Linked DNA regions of Homo sapiens: region 2 is linked to region 1. A link is an interaction called in ENCODE POLR2A ChIA-PET data of the cell type or tissue named here. Cell type or tissue: B cell. All regions are shown on one strand. Each heading gives the region's core, and the rest is flanking DNA. Links, peaks and the distances in the headings are about the cores only.

Region 1 (8,718 bases), core at 2,163-7,162:
ACCTCCTAATGCAACGACATTAGGAGTTAGAATTTCAGTATATGAATTTTGGGAGGGACACACAGATTCAGGCTGTAACATTTTCTAACAGTGTACTGTACGAAGTCTTTGCTGTTTTTAGATATTTGAGTCCTATTTCAGTTGTTTTTTTTTTTTTTTTTTTTTTTGAGACGAAGTCTCGCTTTGTTGCCCCGTCTGGAGTGCAGTGACGTGATCTTGGCTCACCACAACCTCCACCTCCCGGGTTCAAGTGATTCTCCTGCCTCAGCCTCCCGAGTAGCTGGGACTACAGGTGTGCCACCATGCCTGGCTAATTTTTTGTATTTTTAGTAGAGACAGGGTTTCACTATGTTGACCAGGCTGGTCTCGAGCTCCTGACCTCAGGATCCACCCACCTTGGCCTCCCAAAGTGCTGGGATTACAGGCATGAGCCACTGCACCCGGCTATTTCAGTTTTTAGAAGTGGTCCCTTCCCTTTCCCCTTCCCCTTCCCCTTCCCCTTCCCCTCCCCTCCCCTTCTCTCTTTTTTTTTTTTTTCTGAGACGAAGTTTCACTCAGTCACCTAGGCTGGAGTGCAGTGGTGTGATATCAGCTCACTGCAACCTCCACCTCCTGGGTTCAAGCCATTCTCCTGCCTCAGCCTCCTGAGTAGCTGGGATTACAGGTGCACCCCACCACGCCTGACTAATTTTTTTGTATTTTTACAAAGACAAGGTTTCACTGTTTTGGCCAGGCTGGTCTTGAACTCCTGACCTTGGGTGATCTGCCCGCCTTGGCCTCCCAAAATGCTGGGATTACAGGCGTGAGCCACCGCGCCCGGCCCCTTCTTTTCTTTTTTGTGGTGGAGTTTCTCTCTTATTGCCCAGGCCAGAGTGCAACGGCATGATCTTGGCTCACTGCAAACTCTGCCTCCGGGATTCAATTGATTCTCCTGCCTCAGCCTCCCAAGTAGCTGGGACTACAGGATGTGCCACCATGCCCTGCTAATTTTGTATTTTTAGTAGTGACAGAGTTTCACTATGTTGGTCAGGCTGGTGTAGAACTCCTGACCTCAGGTGATCCACCCACCTCGGCCTCCCAAAGTGCTGGGATTACAGGCATGAGCTATGGTGCCCGGCCCTTTTTTCTTTTCCTTCCTTTCTTTCCTTTTTTTCCTTTCCTTCCTTCCTTTCCTTTTTTCTTTTCTTTCTTCCTTTCCCTTTCTTTCCTTCCTTTCTTCCTTGAGATGGTCCCCCTATGTCACCAGGCATGATCTGCACTGGCGTGATCATAGCTCACTGCAGCCTACAACTCTTGGGTTCAAGCGATCCTCCTGCCTCAACCTCCTGAGTAGCTGGGACTACAGACACGTGCTATCATGCCCAGCTAATTTTTAATTTTGGTTGAGGTTTCATTATGTTGCCTAGGCTGATCTTGAACTCCTGGCTTCAAGTGATCCTCCTACCTTGGCCTCCCAGAATGCTGGGATTCCATGTGTGTGCCTGGCCTAGAAGTAGTGTTTCTTAAACCTTTTTTTTTTTTTTTTTTTTTTTGAGACAGAGTCTCACTCTGTTACCCAGGCTGGAGTGTAGTGCCGTGATCTTTACTCACTGCAACCTCTGCCTACCCGGTTCAAGCAATTCTTGTGCCTCAGCCTCCCGAGTAGCTGGGACTACAGGCGCCCACCACCATACCCGGCTAATTTTTGTATTTTTAGTAGAGTCGGGGTTTCACTGTGTTGGCCAGGCTGGTCTTGAACACCTTAGCCTCCCAAAGTGCTGGGATTACAGGCGTGAGCCACCATGCCCTGCCAAGAAATAGCATTTCTTTTTTTTTTTTTTTTTTTTGGACAGAGTCTCGCTCTGTCACCCAGGCTGGAGTGCAGTGGCACAATCTTGGCTCACTGCAACCTCTTCTCTCCCGGGTTCAAGCGATTCCTCGGCCTCAGCCTCCTGAGTATCTGGGATTACAGGTGCCTGCCACTACGCCCAGCTAATTTTTTGTATTTTTAGTAGAGACGGGGTTTCACCGTATTAGCCAGGACGGTCTTGATCTCCTGACCATGTGATCCGCCTGCCTCGGCCTCCCAAAGTGCTGGGATTACAGGCGTGAGCCACCATGCCTGGCAGAAATAGCATTTCTTAAGTTTAATAACATACCAAGCAAATCTGGTTGTGAATTTTATGGAATTAAATAAAGCACTGTATTTGGGACAGCTTAAGCATATATCATGGTAATATTCAGCCTCTTTTCTAAGGATCTATGCCATTTCTCCATGTAGTGCTTCCTAATTTGATTTTTTTTTTCTTTTTTTTTTGAGACAGAGTCTCCATCCCCAGGCTGGAGTCTAGTGGCGCGATTTTGGCTCACTGTAACTTCCGCCTCTTGGGTTCAAGCAATTCTCCTGCCTCAGCCTCCCAAGTAGTTGGGATTACAGGTGCGTTCTACCACGCCGAGCTAATTTTTTTGTATTTTTAGTGGAGATGGGCATTTGCCTTGTTGGCCAGGCTGGTCTCGAACTCCTGACCTCAGGTGATCCGCCCATCTCAGCCTCCCAAAGTGATGGGATTACAGGCGTGAGCCACCCTGCCTAGCTATTTTTGTTTTTTGAGGCAGGGTCTTAACCCCATCACCCAGGGTGGAGTGCAGTAGTGCAGTCAATGGCTCACTGCAGCCTAGACTTCCTGGGCTCAGGTGATCCTCCTCCCTCGAGCCTCTTGAGTAGCTGGAACTGCAGGTGCGTGCCACCACACCCAGCTAATTTTTGTGTTTCTTTTTTTTTTTTTTTTTTTTTTGTAGAGACAGGGTTTTGCCACATTCCTGAGGCTGGGGCTATGCTGTCTTTTTTTTTTTTTGAGACAGAGTCTCTGTTGCCCAGGCTGGAGTGCAGTGGTATGATCTCAGCTCACCGCAACCTCCACTCTTGGGTTCAAGCAATTCTCCTACCTCAGCCTCTCGAGTAGCTGGGACTACAGGTGCCTGCCACCAGACCTGGCTGATTTTTTTTTGAGACGGAGTCTTGCTGTGTCACCCAGGCTGGAGTGCAGTGGTGCCATCTCGGCTCACTGCAAGCTCTGCCTCCCGAGTTCACACCATTCTTCTGCCTCAGCCTCCCGAGTAGCTGGGACTACAGGCGCCCGCCACCACGCCCGGCTAATTTTTTGTGTTTTTAGTAGAGACGGGGTTTCATCATGTTAGCCAGGATGGTGGCGATCTCCTGACTTTGTGATCTGCCCGCCTTGGCCTCCCAAAGTGCTGGGATTACAGGCATGAGCTACCACACCCAGCCGGTTTTTGTATTTTTAATAGAGATGGAGTTTCACCATGTTGGCCAGACTGGTCTCGAACTCCTGACCTCAACTGATCTGTCCGCCTCAGCCTCCCAAAGTGTTGGGATCACAGATGTGAGCCACCACACTGGCCCTATGCTCTCTTTTAAATGTTGACTTCAATGGCTTGATGCTCAAAATTCGGAGTACACTGAGACTTATTTGTGTATTGAGTTTTCATTGTGGAAACTTACTAAACATATTGCATATGAGGAAACTACATAAAACAGTTGCACAGTCAACTGAAACATTGTAAAGGGAATGTCAGTCTCATGACAGCCAGGCCACGACTTTGAAGACTTCTCACCACATGCCCCACTTGAAATGATTCCTAGAAGCCAAATCATCCATTCTCTTTCCAGATGGGGCCAGTGTTATAGATTATAAGATAATTTCCTTGCTTTTCTTAACCTGTGTACTCAACCCTATGTCAATATATTTTATTTTAAGCCAGTCAGTTACATATTTCATTTTTGAATGAATCTTACGCAAGTGGCATTATACTGTGTGTACTATGGAATGTCAGGTTTCTTTTTTCTTTTTTTTTTTTTTGAGACGGAGTCTCGTTCTGTTACCCAGGCTGGAGTGCAGTGGCGCGATCTCGGCTCACTGCAAGCTCCGCCTCCCAGATTCACGCCAATCTCCTGCCTCAGCCTCCCGAGTAGCTGGGACTACAGGCGCCCACCACCACACCTGGCTAATTTTTCTTTTTTGTAGTTTTAGTAGAGATGGGGTTTCACCGAGTTAGCCAGGATGGTCTTTATCTCCTGACCTTGTGATCCGCCCACCTCAGCCTCCCAAAGTGCTTGGATTACAGGCGTGAGCCACTGCGCCTGGCCTTTTTCTTTTTCTTTTTTGTCTTTTTGAGAGGAATTGTCGCTCTGTCGCCCAGGCTGGAGTGCAGTGGCACGATCTCGGCTCACTGCTACCTCTGCCTCCTGGGTTCAAGCGATTCTCCTGCCTCAGCCTCCCAAGTAACTGGGACTACAGGTACGTGCCACCTTGCCCTACTCTTTTTTTTTTTTTTTTGTATTTTTATTAGAGATGGGGTTTCACCATGTTAGCCAGGATGGTCTCGAACTCCTGACCTTGTGATCCACCCGCCTCGGCCTCCCAAAGTGCTGGAATTACAGGCGTGAGCCACTGTGCCCAGCCAGCTTTCTTTTTTTACACTAGAATTTTCCATGAAAGGTTAGTTTATTTGCTTTTTTAATTCATAGTTTACAGAAAAATTTGGGAGCTATTACAGAGCCCCTTTTCCCTACCTCCCCTATTTTTTTTTTTTTTTTTTTGAGATGGAGTCTCGTTCTGTCACCGAGGCTGGAGTGTGGTGACAGGAGGCACGATCTCAGCTTACTGCAATGTCTGCCTCCTAGATTCAAGCGATTCTTCTGCCTCAGCCTCCGGAGTAGCTGGGATTACAGGCGCCCACCACCATGTCCAGCTAATTTTTTTTTGAATTTTTTTAGTAGAGACTGGATTGCGCCACATTAGCCAGGCTGGTCTTGAACTCCTGACCTCAGGTGATCCACCTGCCTCGACCTCCCAAAGTGCTAGGATTACAGACGTGAGCCACCACGCCTGGCCTACCTCCCCTATTTTTAACATACTGCGTTAGTGTAGTGTATTAGTTATGATTATAAACCAACATATTACATCTGATAATGATGAAAATTGGCAAACCAATAACATTATTATTAACTAAAGTTGATACTTTTTTTTTTGAGACAGGGTCTTGCTCTGTCGCCCAGACTGGAGTGTAGTGGCGCAATCATAGCTCACTGTAGCATTGACCTCTTGTACTCAAGTATCCTTCTGTGTCAGCCTCCCAAGTAGCTGGGATTACAGGCTTGTGCCACCACACTCGACTAGTTAAAATTTTTTTATTTTTTATTTATTTATTTTTTTTAGACAGAGTCTTGCTGTGTTGCCCAGGCTGGAATGCAATGGCGCAATCTTGGCTCACTGCAACCTCCGCCTCCTGGGTTCAAGCAATTCTCTGCCTCAGCCTCCCAAGTAGCTGGGATTACAGGTGCCCACCACCATGCCTGGCTAATTTTTTTGTATTTTTAGTAGAGATGGGGTTCCATCATCTTGTCCAGGCTAGTGTTTAACTCCTGACCTCGTGATCCACCCACCTTGGCCTCCCAAAGTGCTGGGATTACAGGCGTGAGCCACTGCGCCTGGCCAAATTTTTTTTTTTTTAATAGAGACAGGATTTCACTATGTTGTCCAGGCTGGTCTTAAACTCCTTGGCATTAAGCAGTCCTCCTGTCTTTGCCTCCTAAAGTGTTAGGATTACAGGTGTGAGCCACTGCACCGAGCTAATATTATTTTATATTTTACTTTATTTTGTATTTATATATTAACAGTGTAAATGTATATTCGTATGTTGAATGTGTGTTATACAATCATTTTATATTTTAACTTACTATTATTTTTTATTCTATTTAAAAAAATCTATTGAGACTTAGTTAACTTTTACCACTACTATTCGCCATAGTACCGGATGTTCTAGTCAGAGTAATTAGACAAGAAAAAGAAAAGATATCAGAATTGGACAGGAAGAAGGAAATTTTTTCCTGTTCACAAATTATGTGATTTTACATGTAGAACTTCCAAGAACTTCCCCCACCCCACACACGCACTTAGAAGTAATAAATGAATTAAGCAAATTGGTAGCATACAAATGGAACCTGCAAAAATCTGTTATTTTTATACATTGTCACTGAACAACCCAAAATGGAAATTAAGAAAACATTTTCTTTTCTTTTTTTTCTTTTTTTTTTTTTTTGAGACGGAGTTTCACTCTTGTTGCCCAGGCGGGAGTGCAATGGCGAAATCTCGGCTCACCGCAACCTCCGCCTCCCGGGTTCAAGTGATTCTCCTGCCTCAGCCTCCCCAGTAACTGGGATTACAGGCATGCGCCACCACACCTGGCTAATTTTGTATTTTTAGTAGAGACAGGGTTTCTCCTTTTTGGTCAGGCTGGTCTCGAACTCCCGACCTCAGGTGATCCGCCCCCCTCGACCTCCCAAAGTGCTGGAATTACAGGCGTGAGCCACCACGCCCGGCTTAGAAAACATTGTCTTCCATATACTTTAAATCATCTTTAGCTCACTTATAATACCTGATACAACATAAATTTTAGGTAAAATAGTTGTTATATTGTGTTGTTTAGGGAATAATAAAAAGAAGAAAAAGTCTGTACATGTTCAGTATATACCTAACCATCATAGACCTAATCACATAGTACATGATCAGAGGGTGGTCGAATCTGAGGATACAGAAACTCCAAGTATGGAGGGCTGACTGTAATACATCATTGGATGATAGATAAAGAAAATGTGTAATATCCATCCAGTGGAATATAATTCTACCATAAATACAAAGTGGGGATGCGTGCTACAACATGGATGTGACTTGAGAAACCTATAATGAAGCCAGTCACATACCACATGGCATGATTCTGATTATATGGAAGTCCATAATAGGAAAATCTATAGAGACCGAAAGATTGCTGCTTATCAAGGGCTGGGGACTGGCAGAAGAAGATGGGAGGATAGGAGATTGACAGGTAAAAAGTACATGGGCTTATTTTTGAGGTGATGAAAATTGTGATTATGATTGCACATATATACTAAAAACCATCTGTTAAAAGTATTAGGAGTTTTCAGGTTCATTCCAAATCTATATAATCTGTTACTGTTTTTCTTGTATTTACCAATGAGAATAAGACTTCAGGGCTGGATGTGATGGCTCACTCTATCGGCTTCCCAAAGTGTTGGGATTACAGATGTGAGCCACCTTGCCTGGCCAATACATATCTTATACGAAGTCCACAATACCATGGATACTCATCCATGTCCGAATTCTAGACAGTACTGATGGTAACCAAGGCCCTAATTTAACTTCTCAGAATATACAGTGCTGGGCTCCTAACTTCTCGGAATATACAGTGCAGGGCTCCTAAACAAGGCATTGGCTGAAGACCTCATTCATGACCATAATGGCTTACTAAAATAAGTTCAAATCAGTTGCATGAAATATGATATGGGCCAGGCGTGGTGGCTTACGCCTGCCATGTCAGCACTTTGGGAGGCCAAGGTAGGCAGATTGCTTGAGCCCAAGAGTTTGAGACCAGCCTGGGCAACATGACAAAACCCCGTCTCTACAAAAAATACAAAAATTTCCTGAGCATGGTGACATGTACCTGTAGTCCCAGATCCTTGGGAGGCTGAGGTGGAAGGATCACTTTAGCCTTGGAGGTTGAGGCTGCAGTGAGCTGTGATCATACCACTGCACTCCAATCTGGGTGACAAAATGAGACCCTGTCTCAAAAAAAGAAAAAACATGGTTCAGTGATTAGTTACTTTTCAGTCATGAGTCTCTTCATTTTAACTTTTTGTAACAGATTTTTTTCAGAACAGTTTTAAGTTTACAGAAAAATTGATCATTAAGTACAGAGTTATTTAATGATCACTCTTCTTTACGGTTTGCCCTATTTTTTTTTTTTTTTTTGAGACGGAGTCACGCTCTGTCGCCACTCTGGAATGCAGTCGCACAGTCTCAGCTCAGTGCAACCTGCACCTCCCGGGTTCAAGCAATTCTCCTGCCTCAGCCTCCCAAGTAGCTGGGACTACAGGCACGCACCACTCCGCCCAGCTAATTTTTGTATTTTTAGTAGAGATGGATTTCACCATGTTGGCCAGGATGGTCTCGATCTCTTGACCTCGTGATCTGCCTGTCTGAGCCTCCCAAAGTGCTGGGATTACAGGCGTGAGCCACCGCACCCGGCCAGTTTGCCCTATTTTTTATATATTGTATTACTGTGGTACATTTACTACAGTTGAACCAATATGGATGCATTAATGTTTACATTTTACATTAGAGTTGACTATTGTATATTCACTGGACTTTGACAATGTTTAATGACATGTGTTATTTCTGTTAGGGTAGTTTCACTGCCCTAAAAATCACCTATAGTTTACACATTCATTCATCTGCCCTTTGCATCCTGAAATCCCTTAAAACCAAAGACTTTTTCATGTCCCATAGTTTTGTCTTTTGCAGAATATCTTATAGTTGGTAATACATTGTATATGGCCTTTTTAGATTGGATTCTATCACTTAGTAACATACTTTTCTTTTTTTCTTTTTGAGACGGAGTCTCACTCTGTCACCCAGGCTGGAGTGCAGTGATGTGATCTTGGCTCACTGCAACCTCCGCCCCCTTGGTTCAAGCGATTCTCCTGCCTCAGCCTCCTGAGTAGCTGGGATTACAGGTGTCCGCCACCATGCCCGGCTGATTTTTTTATTTTTAGTAGAGATGAGGTTTCACCGTTTGGTCAGGCTGGTCTCAAACTCCTGACCTCAGGTGATCCTCCCGCCTCTGCCTCCCAAAGTGCTG
Region 2 (8,718 bases), core at 1,606-6,605, 500 kb after region 1:
TTTTTTTTTTTTTTTTTAAGACATAGTTTTGCTCTGTTGCCCAGGCTGGAGTGAAGTGGCATGATCTTGGCTCACTGCAACCTCCGCCTTCCGGGTTCAAGTGATTCTCCTGCCTCAGCCTCCTGAGTAGCTAGGATTACAGGTGCCCGCCACCACGCCCAGATAATTTTTGTATATTTAGTAGAGACGAGGTTTCACCATGTTGTCCAGGTTGGTCTCGAACTCCTGACCTCAGGTGATCCACCTGCCTCGGCCTCCCAAAGTGCTGGGATTACAGGAGTGAGCCACCCTGCCCGGCCATATTTAGGTACTGTTAATTTTGTAAAATATCCAGGTGTGGTGGCATGTGTCTATGGTCACTGCTTGTCAGGAAGCTGAGTCAGGAGGATTAGTTTAATGCTGCACTGTTCCCCAGTCTGGACTAGGTAGGAAGATCTTGTCTCTAAAAATAAAGAAAAATAAATAAATTTTAAAATAATCAAAAAGTAGAAATGAAGGCCGGGCATGGTTGCTCAGGCCTGTAATCAATCCCAGCACTGTGTGAGAGGTCAAAGTGGGCAGATTGCTGGAGCCCAGGAGTTTAAGACCAGCCTGGGCAACATAGTGAGAATTTGTGTCTACAAACTAACACTAAAATTAGCCAGGCATGGTGGCACGGGCCTGTGGTCCCGGCTACTCAGGAGGCTGAGGTAAGAGGATTGCTTTAACCCGGGAGGTAGAGGTTGCAGTGAGCTGAGATCACGCTAGTACATTCCAGCCTGGATGACAGAGTGAGGCTCTGTCTCCAAAAAAATAAAAAATTAAACAAATAGAAGTGAAAATTAAGGTACTGAAAAGAAAACTTGATAAACAACATAAGTCTCCTTTGCCTCTGCATGACCTCATTGGTCTAGCTATATTCCCATTTATACTTAGTTTTCCATGAGGGAAATAACAATTGCTTAGCTACCTTTGGAGGAGGAAAAAGTGTCTGGAAGTACTAATGTACCTGGCAGAACATTACCAGAGGGAAGAAGCAGAGTAGAAAGTTTTTTTTTTTTGTTTTGTTTTTGAGACGAAGTCTCGCTCTTGTCCCCCAGATTGGAGTGCAGTGGTGCGATCTCGGCTCACTGCAACCTCTGCCTCCCAGGTTCAAGCAATTCTCCTGCCTCAGCCTCCCGAGTAGCAGGGATTGCAGGTACATACCACCACGCCCGGCTAATTTTTTGTATTTTAAGTAGAGACGGGGTTTCACCATGTTGGCCAGGCTGGTCTTGAACTCCTGACCTCAGGTAATCCACCCGCCTCGGCCTCTCAAAGTGTGGGGATTACAGGCATGAGCCACCGCGCCCAGCCTTTTTTTTTTGAAGATAGAGTCTCACGCTGTCACCCAGGCTGGAGTGCAGTGGCGCGATCTCAGCTCACTGCAGCCTCCACCTCCCAGGTTCAAGCAATTCTCATGCCTCAGCCTCCCGAGTACCTGGGATTACAGGCATGTGCCAGCATGCCCAGCTAATTTTGTATTTTTAATAGAGATGGAGTTTCTCCATGTTGGTCAGGCTGGTCTTGATTTCCTGACCTCAGATGATCTGCCCACCTCGACCTCCCAAAGTGCTGGGATTACAGGTGTGAGCCACCAAACCCAGCCCACACCCAGCTAATTTGTGTGATTTTAGTAGAGATGGGGTTTCACTGTGTTGGCAAGGCTGGTCTTTAACTCCTGACCTCACGTGATCTGCCTGCCTTGGCCTCCTAAAATGTTGGGATTATAGGCATGAGCCACTGCATCTGGCCCTCAGAGTGGAATGTTCTTTAGATCACATATTATTGCTGTACTCAGTTTCCATGGCTGAGGAAATAGTGCTGTCAATTAAATCAATAGGGAATGGCACTTCCTCTTGAGGGAACAATTAGTAAACCTTCAACCAATTGTCCTTTTCCAGTCATTTAGTGTCTGTATATGAATTCCAACATCATTGCTGCCAGCAGCTAAAATTATGATTCCATATCTGAAGTCACCTTTGCAAAAAGTATAACATAAGTCTACCTTGTCTCAGAGTGACCCCATCAACCTAGCCATGTTTTCATCTTTGTACAGTCTTCCATAAGGGAAGTAATTGCTTAGCCACATTTGGAGGAGGAAAAAGTGGCAGTGGAAGTAGTAACGTGCCTGGCAGGACTTCACTGCAGAGAAGAAGCAGAGTGGGAACTTCTTTAGATCACATATCATTGCTATACTCAGTCTCCATGGCTCAGGAAATAGTGCTTTCAGGTAAATTAGTAAGGAGTGCCACTTCCACCTGATGGAGCAGTTAGTAAATCCTCAACCAATTATCCTGTTCCAGTGATTTAGTTGCTGTATAAGAGTTCCAACATAAATGTTGCCAGGAGCTAAAAGTATGACTCTACATCTGAAAACCCTTTTGCAAGAATTATAACAGTGAGAAAATTATGACAGTGAAAGAGATCAGATCTAAGCGAACTCCATCTTTTCTTTAGCCTCCAAGCTACCCTTGTTCATTCCCGGGTATAGGTCTTACTAATATTGGAAGGAGTTTAGTTTAGCTTTAAAGCAAAAGTCATAACTGCCGCTTCCGTAAAGAAATTGTCTCCTTGCTTGGGAACCAGATTGCCTTTGTAAAACTAAGAAATTAGCCACAAGATTAGAAATTATGGTTCAGGAAATATGCGGCCAGAGTACACAAGATTCCCAACCTTCTCACTTGCTCCTGTGGATAATATTATTGTTGTAAGACCTAAGATTGGTGTTTGAGGTATTTTTGAGACCCTTCATTCTGATAAATTTGCTGGCATCACACAGACCAATAAACTGGCTCACCTGCTCCAGTGGCCCCTAGCCAAGAACTGACTCAGTGCAAGAAGACAGCTGAGACTTCCTGTGATATCCTTTTCGCGACCAATCAGCATTCCCCATTTTCCAGCCTTCTGCTCACCAAATTATCTTTAAAACCCTAGCCTCGGCCGGGTGCGGGGGCTCAGGCCTGTAATCCCAGCACTTTGGGAGGCCGAGGCGGGTGGATCATGAGGTCAGGAGTTTGAGACCAGCCTGACCAACATGGTAAACCCCGTCTCTACTAAAAATACAAAAATTAGCCGGGCATGGTGGCGCATGCCTGTAATCCCAGCTACTCAGGAGGTTGAGGCAGGAGAATCGCTTGAACCCGGGAGGCGGAGGTTGCACTGAGCCGAGATTGCGCCACTGCACTCCAGCATGGGCGACAGAGAGATTCCGTCTCAAAAAAAAACCAAAAAAACAAAACCTAGCCTCCCATTTTTTAGGGAGACAGAATTGAATAAAAATAAAACTCTTCTCTTTCATTTAGCCGGCTCTATGTATATTAAACTCCACTGCAATTCCCTGTCTTTTTTTTTTTTTTTTTTTTCGGAGACAGGGTCTCACTCTGACATCCAGGCTGGTAAAATCACAGCTCACTGTGGCCTCGACCTCTCTGGGCTCAGGCGATCCTCTCATTTCAGCCTTCCGAGTAGCTGGGACTGCAAACATGTACCACCACGCCCGACTAATTTTTGTATTTTTTGTAGAGGCGGGGTTTTGCTATGTTACCCAGGCTGGGCTTAAGTTCCTAGGCTCAAGCAATCTGCCTGCCTTGGCTTCCCAAAGTGGTGGGGTTACAGGCATGAGCTACCCCCACCCCCCCAGCCCACCGCCGGACGAGCTAAAGTTTCTATTCAACAGTACTCTATGGCAGGGGTCCCCAACCCCCGGTCCATGGCCTGTAAGGAACCAGTCCGCACAGCAGGAGGTGAGCGGCTGGCGGGCGAGCCAGCGGGCATTATCGCCAGAGATATGCTTCCTGTCAGATCAGCAGAGGCATTAGTCTGTCATAGGAGCCCGAACCCTATTGTGAGCTGCACATGCGAGGGATCTAGGTTGGGTTCGCCTTATGAGGATAAAATGCCTGATCTGAGGTGGAAGTTTCATTCCGAAACTATCTGCCCCCGTAGGAGAACTGTCTTCCACGAAACCGGTTCTGGTGCTAAAAAGGTTACAGACCTCTGGCTTAAAGAATCTATCGCTGGATCCGGTCAAACCCGTTTTCAGAGCCCCGTTACCAAGGGCTTCTATTGTCACTCACGGCTGAGGGGGCGGGGCCCGGCGCTTCGTCCAATCAGGGGCGCTGGGCGGGGCCTGCCGAGTGTCCATCGGGGAGGGCGAAGGCCCTGCTCTCCTCGGTTCCCGGCTCCAGGCGGCGAGCTGAGGTTGGGAGCCTGGCTTTCCCCTCCGAGAGGGTTCAGGTGCCTCTGCCATAGCTTCTGTCGCCTGTGCTGTGACCCGCACTGGTCGTGGGAGTCACCTGAAAGGCAAGAAATGGTGAGCGTGCGGGCCAGGGGTCCCGAGGCGGGGGAGGAGCTGGTTGGAACCGGCCGGAACCGGCTGTGGTGGGACCCGGGCCTCCCCGCGGCGACTCCGGGGTCTGGGACCCGATTTCCCGTGGGACAGCTCGGCCCTTGGTCCCCTTGGCCCCACAGTGGGGCTGGGCCGGCCGCCGGGACCCGGGCGTCTCGTCCTGTCCCTGCGCGGTGACTGTCACCCAGTTCCCAGAGCCCTCTCTGGGCAGCTCCGCGCCCGCTGCCCCGCGTCTCCCCACATTGTGCGGGGACTACGCGAGGGTCATGGGGGGATCCCGCCTCGGGTGTGGGGGTTTGTGTAGGAGGAGGGTGGGCTGTGGGGTCCCCAGTAGCGCCTTTCTCCTCTTAAAAATTAAACTGAGACACGTTAACAATTATAGTTTTGCTTCTCAGAATAGGTTTTAAAAAATATATTAATAATTAGAGTTCCTTTGAGATTCCTGAATGATAAACACCCAGTCCTGGCTTGTAATTTGTTAACGGAAAATGCCAAGCTGTGTAAAATAACTTAAAGAAGTTTATTCAGAGCCGAATAGGAGAGGCCTCAGCTGAGGAAAACACAACCCCAGGAGGCCTGAAGTAAGTGGTCCCGAGGCGGCTCAAGACTGTTTTTATTCATTTCAGGGAGACAGGAATTGCAGGGAGAATCATGCATCAATGCCTGGAAAGGTGTAAGTTCCTTTGGCAGAAAGGGCGGGACCTGTGGAAGGGGGGTTAGAAGGTGCAGGTGGTTGAGGGATTCTGAAGGTGGCCGTTGGTGGAGAGTGTGAAGCTTTGTCTAAAACTTCGAGGCGGTAGGAAGGATTGCTTAAGTGAAGAGGGTCTGGTATCTGTCATATGATTTCATCCCACCCAAAACAAAAGACCTGTTTCTTTAGATTTTGTGAATTCTAAGATTTGACTTACCTCTTGCCTTGCATGGCCTTAGGTCTTGTTTGTAATTTGGTTTCTTATTGTCACAGAGAGTCTGTGTTTCCAGTTGGCTGATGTCTGTTTTAACATGAAGGTGGGTCAGTGGCTATGTGGAAACTCCTAAAGGAAGCGGGTATAATGAGGCCTGTCCAGGTATAGTGAAGCCTGTCTGATGGTTAATCTGTAGTCAAGTGTGGGAGGGTTCCAGCTGGCTCTTTCCAGTGTCAGGTGACTCAATTCCAGAGTCACATTACTTTAAACTTCAAGATAATTTAGAGTTCCAACAGCTTCAATTTTTGAATTACTTATTTTCACAGACCATACAGTGGAAAATTTTTGGTTGTATAATCAGAGGTTACTCGACCAATTGTACCTGGTTAAGCCCATATTTCATTTCCCAATAAATTAGTAACTTGTTATTGTTTTCTCAGGCCACATACCGTCACATAAGTTAGTACTTTATATGAATAGCATTTGAATTTGATTTCCATGTTCTTGGCCAAGATCTTAGAGTACTATAGGCATTAAGTTTAATTACTTCTTATTCAAAATTTTCAACACTCCCCAGTTAACTGGTACTTCTCTGCATTTTCCAAATATATGGGAAGTGAGATCTCAAACCCTCCACCCTGTGACCCTGGCCTACCTCTGGAGAGCTTGCAGTACAATACTAAAATTTCAGTTCCTTTCTAAAATTTGCAGACACCAACTCTCCTTCTTCAATTTGTAGTATCAACTATTTGTTTTTGTTTTTGTTTTTTTTTGGAGACAGAGTCTTGTTCTGTCACCCAGGCTGGAGTGCAGTGGCGCGATCTCTACTCACTGCAAGCTCCGCCTCCCGGGTTCACGCCATTCTCCTGACTCAGCCTCCCAAGTAGCTGGGACTACAGGAGCCCGTCACCACGCCTGGCTAATTTTTTGTATTTTTAGTAGAGACGGGGTTTCACTGTGTTAGCCAGGATGGTCTTGATCTCCTGACCTTGTGATCCACCCGCCTTGGCCTCCCAAAGTGCTGGGATTACAGGTGTGAGTCACTGCGCCTGGCCCGTTTTTTGTTTTTGTTTTTTTGAGACGGAGTCTCGCTCTGTCGCCCAGGCTGGAGTGTAGTGGCACAATCTCTGCTCACTGCAAGCTCCACCTCCCGGGTTCATGCCATTCTCCTGCCTCAGCCTCGTAAATGAAAATGCACTGGCCAGGTGCAGTGGCTCATGCCTATAATCCCAACACTTTGGGAGGTTGAGGTGGGTAGATCACTTGAGGCCAGGAGTTTGAGACCAGCCTGGCCAATATGGTGAAACCTTGGCTCTACTAGAAATACAAAAGAAATCAGCCAGGTGTGATGGCACACACCTGTAGTCCCAGCTACTCCAGAGGCTGAGGCCTGAGAATTGCTTGGACCTGGGAGGTGGATTCTGCAATGAGCGGACATCGCACCACTGCACTCCAGCCTGGGCAAGTGAGTGAGACTCTGTCTCAAGAGAGGGGAAAAAAAAAAAAGGAAATGCACTTGGGGCACACAGGGGCACAGTGCAGTGTTGTTGGAAAATAGTCACTCAGCACTTCAGTGAGCAGGATGGGCACAGAGAAATGTCCCATGTGATAGGATGGCCTGACACTTGAGTCAAACATCACTGTGTTCTTTCTAGTCAGCATTGCCCCTCTGTGGGTTTGTCTTTTTGTAAATAATTGTTCACTTATTGCAGCTTCAGGTTTTTTATTAATTGTAATTTGCATTTTTCACTAGACCTTGCAAAATAAGAAAATTTTACACACAGGCCAGAAAGAGGTAGATTTCAGAAAAATGGCTGGATGCAGTGGCTCACACCTGTAATCCCAGCACTTTGAGAGGCCAAGGCAGGTGGATCACCTGAGGTCAGGAGTTCAAGACCAACCTGGCCAACATGATGAAACCCTGTTTCAACTAAGAATACAAAAGTTAGCTGAGTATAGTGGTGCATGCCTATAATCCCAACTACTAGGGAGACTGAGGCACGAGAATCCCTTGAACCTGGGAGGTGGAGGCTGCAGTGAGCTGACATTGCACCACTGTATTCCAGCCTGCACTACAGGGCGAGTCTCCATCTCAAAAAAAAAAAAAAAATCGCTATTTAGTCTTATATTCCATTTCTTAATATGTTTTTTTCTTCTCTGCGGGCAGTGTAGTACATTTCTCAGGTGTATCCTTTTGTTGTGGGTGATTTCCAATGATGTTATAGGGACTAGTTTTAGGAATGCTACTGGAGAAAAATAGGGAAAGTTTACTATTTTAACTGGAGAAAAATGAAATAATTTCCACAAGAAAGTATGGTAGATTGGTGAATTACAAAGAGTACCCAAAATATCAGTTCTGGCCAGGCGTGGTGGCTCACGCCTGTAATCCCAACACTTTGGGAGGTCGAGGCGCACAGATCACCAAGTCAGGAGATCGAGACCATCCTGGCCAACATGGTGAAACCCTGTCTCTACTAAAAATACAAAAAAAAAGCCGGGCATGGTGGCACAAGCCTGTAGTCCCAGCTACTCGGGAGGCTGAGGCAGGAGAACTGGTTGAACCTGGGAGGCAGAGGTTGCGGTGAGCCGAGATTGCGCCACTGCACTCCAGACTGGGCAACGGTGAAACTCCATCTCAAAAAAAAAAAAAGAAAAAGAGAAAGAAAAAAAAAAAACAGTTCTTTGCAGGATGGAGGACTTTTTTTTTTTTTTTTTAAAGGGTCTTGCTGTCACCCAGGCTGGAGTGTACTGGTGTGATCACAGCTCACTACAGCCTTGACCTCCTGGGCTCAAGCAATCATCGTGAGCCTCCCGAGTAGCTGGGCTCACAGGTGCATGCCACTCTGCCCAGCTAGTTATTTTTTGTAGGGATGAGGTCTTCCTGTATTGCCAAGATTTCGTGTCTTATTTCCACAAAGAGTCTGTTTTGTCTTTTGATATTACTTTATTTTTTAGACAGAGTCTCACTGTGTTGCCTAGGCTGGAGTGCAGTGGCACGATCTTGGCTCACTGCAACCTCCACCTCCTGGGTCCAAGCGATTCTTGTGCCTTAGCCTCCTGAGTAGCTGGTGACTGCCACCACGCCCAGCTAATTTTTGTATTTTTTTTAGTTGAGAAGGGGTTTCGCCATGCTGGCTAGGCTGATCTTGAATTCCTGACATCAAGTGATCCGCCCCTTCTTGGCATCCCAAAGTGCTGGGATTACAGGTGTGAGCCACTGTGCCTGGCTTGATATCTATTTTAACATGAATGTTGGTCAGCTGCTTTGTTTTTTTTTTTGTTTTGTTTTTTTTTTTTTTTTGAGATGGAGTCTCACTCTATCAACAAGCTGGAGTGCAGTGGCGCAATCTCTGCTCACTGCAACCTCCGCCTCCTGGGTTCAAGCAAATCTCCTGCCTCAGCCTCCCAAGTAGCTGGGACTACAGGCACGCACTACCACATCCA

What was found. Peaks named below come from ENCODE experiments on the same cell type or tissue, not always from the same donor. Only the 100,000 strongest peaks of a DNase experiment are listed, where the experiment ranks them.
Region 2: POLR2A ChIA-PET joins it to region 1 with 10 read pairs; 2 of 35 experiments call an interaction of 5 or more read pairs at or near these places.

What each region holds. Positions count from the first base shown.
Region 1 is chr19:12,535,123-12,543,840 of GRCh38, reverse strand. All of the region lies in intron 1 of ZNF564 (zinc finger protein 564), which reads left to right. Among named protein-coding and RNA genes, the nearest start is that of ZNF564, 12 kb to the left of the region's middle. In B cell, for the core only: no CTCF peak of the experiment used is centred there; no DNase peak of the experiment used is centred there.
Region 2 is chr19:12,031,152-12,039,869 of GRCh38, reverse strand. It overlaps ZNF433 (zinc finger protein 433), which reads left to right and starts at 4,191. Exons shown (of 4, transcript NM_001308348.2): 1 at 4,191-4,333. The coding sequence starts at 4,331. It overlaps ZNF433-AS1 (ZNF433 and ZNF878 antisense RNA 1), which reads right to left. Exons shown (of 3, transcript NR_134929.1): 2 at 4,098-4,316. RefSeq lists silencers at 4,077-4,236, 4,477-4,526, 4,537-4,656. In B cell, for the core only: no CTCF peak of the experiment used is centred there; a DNase peak (open chromatin) is centred at 4,109; H3K4me3 peaks cover 1,884 bases; H3K27ac peaks cover 932 bases.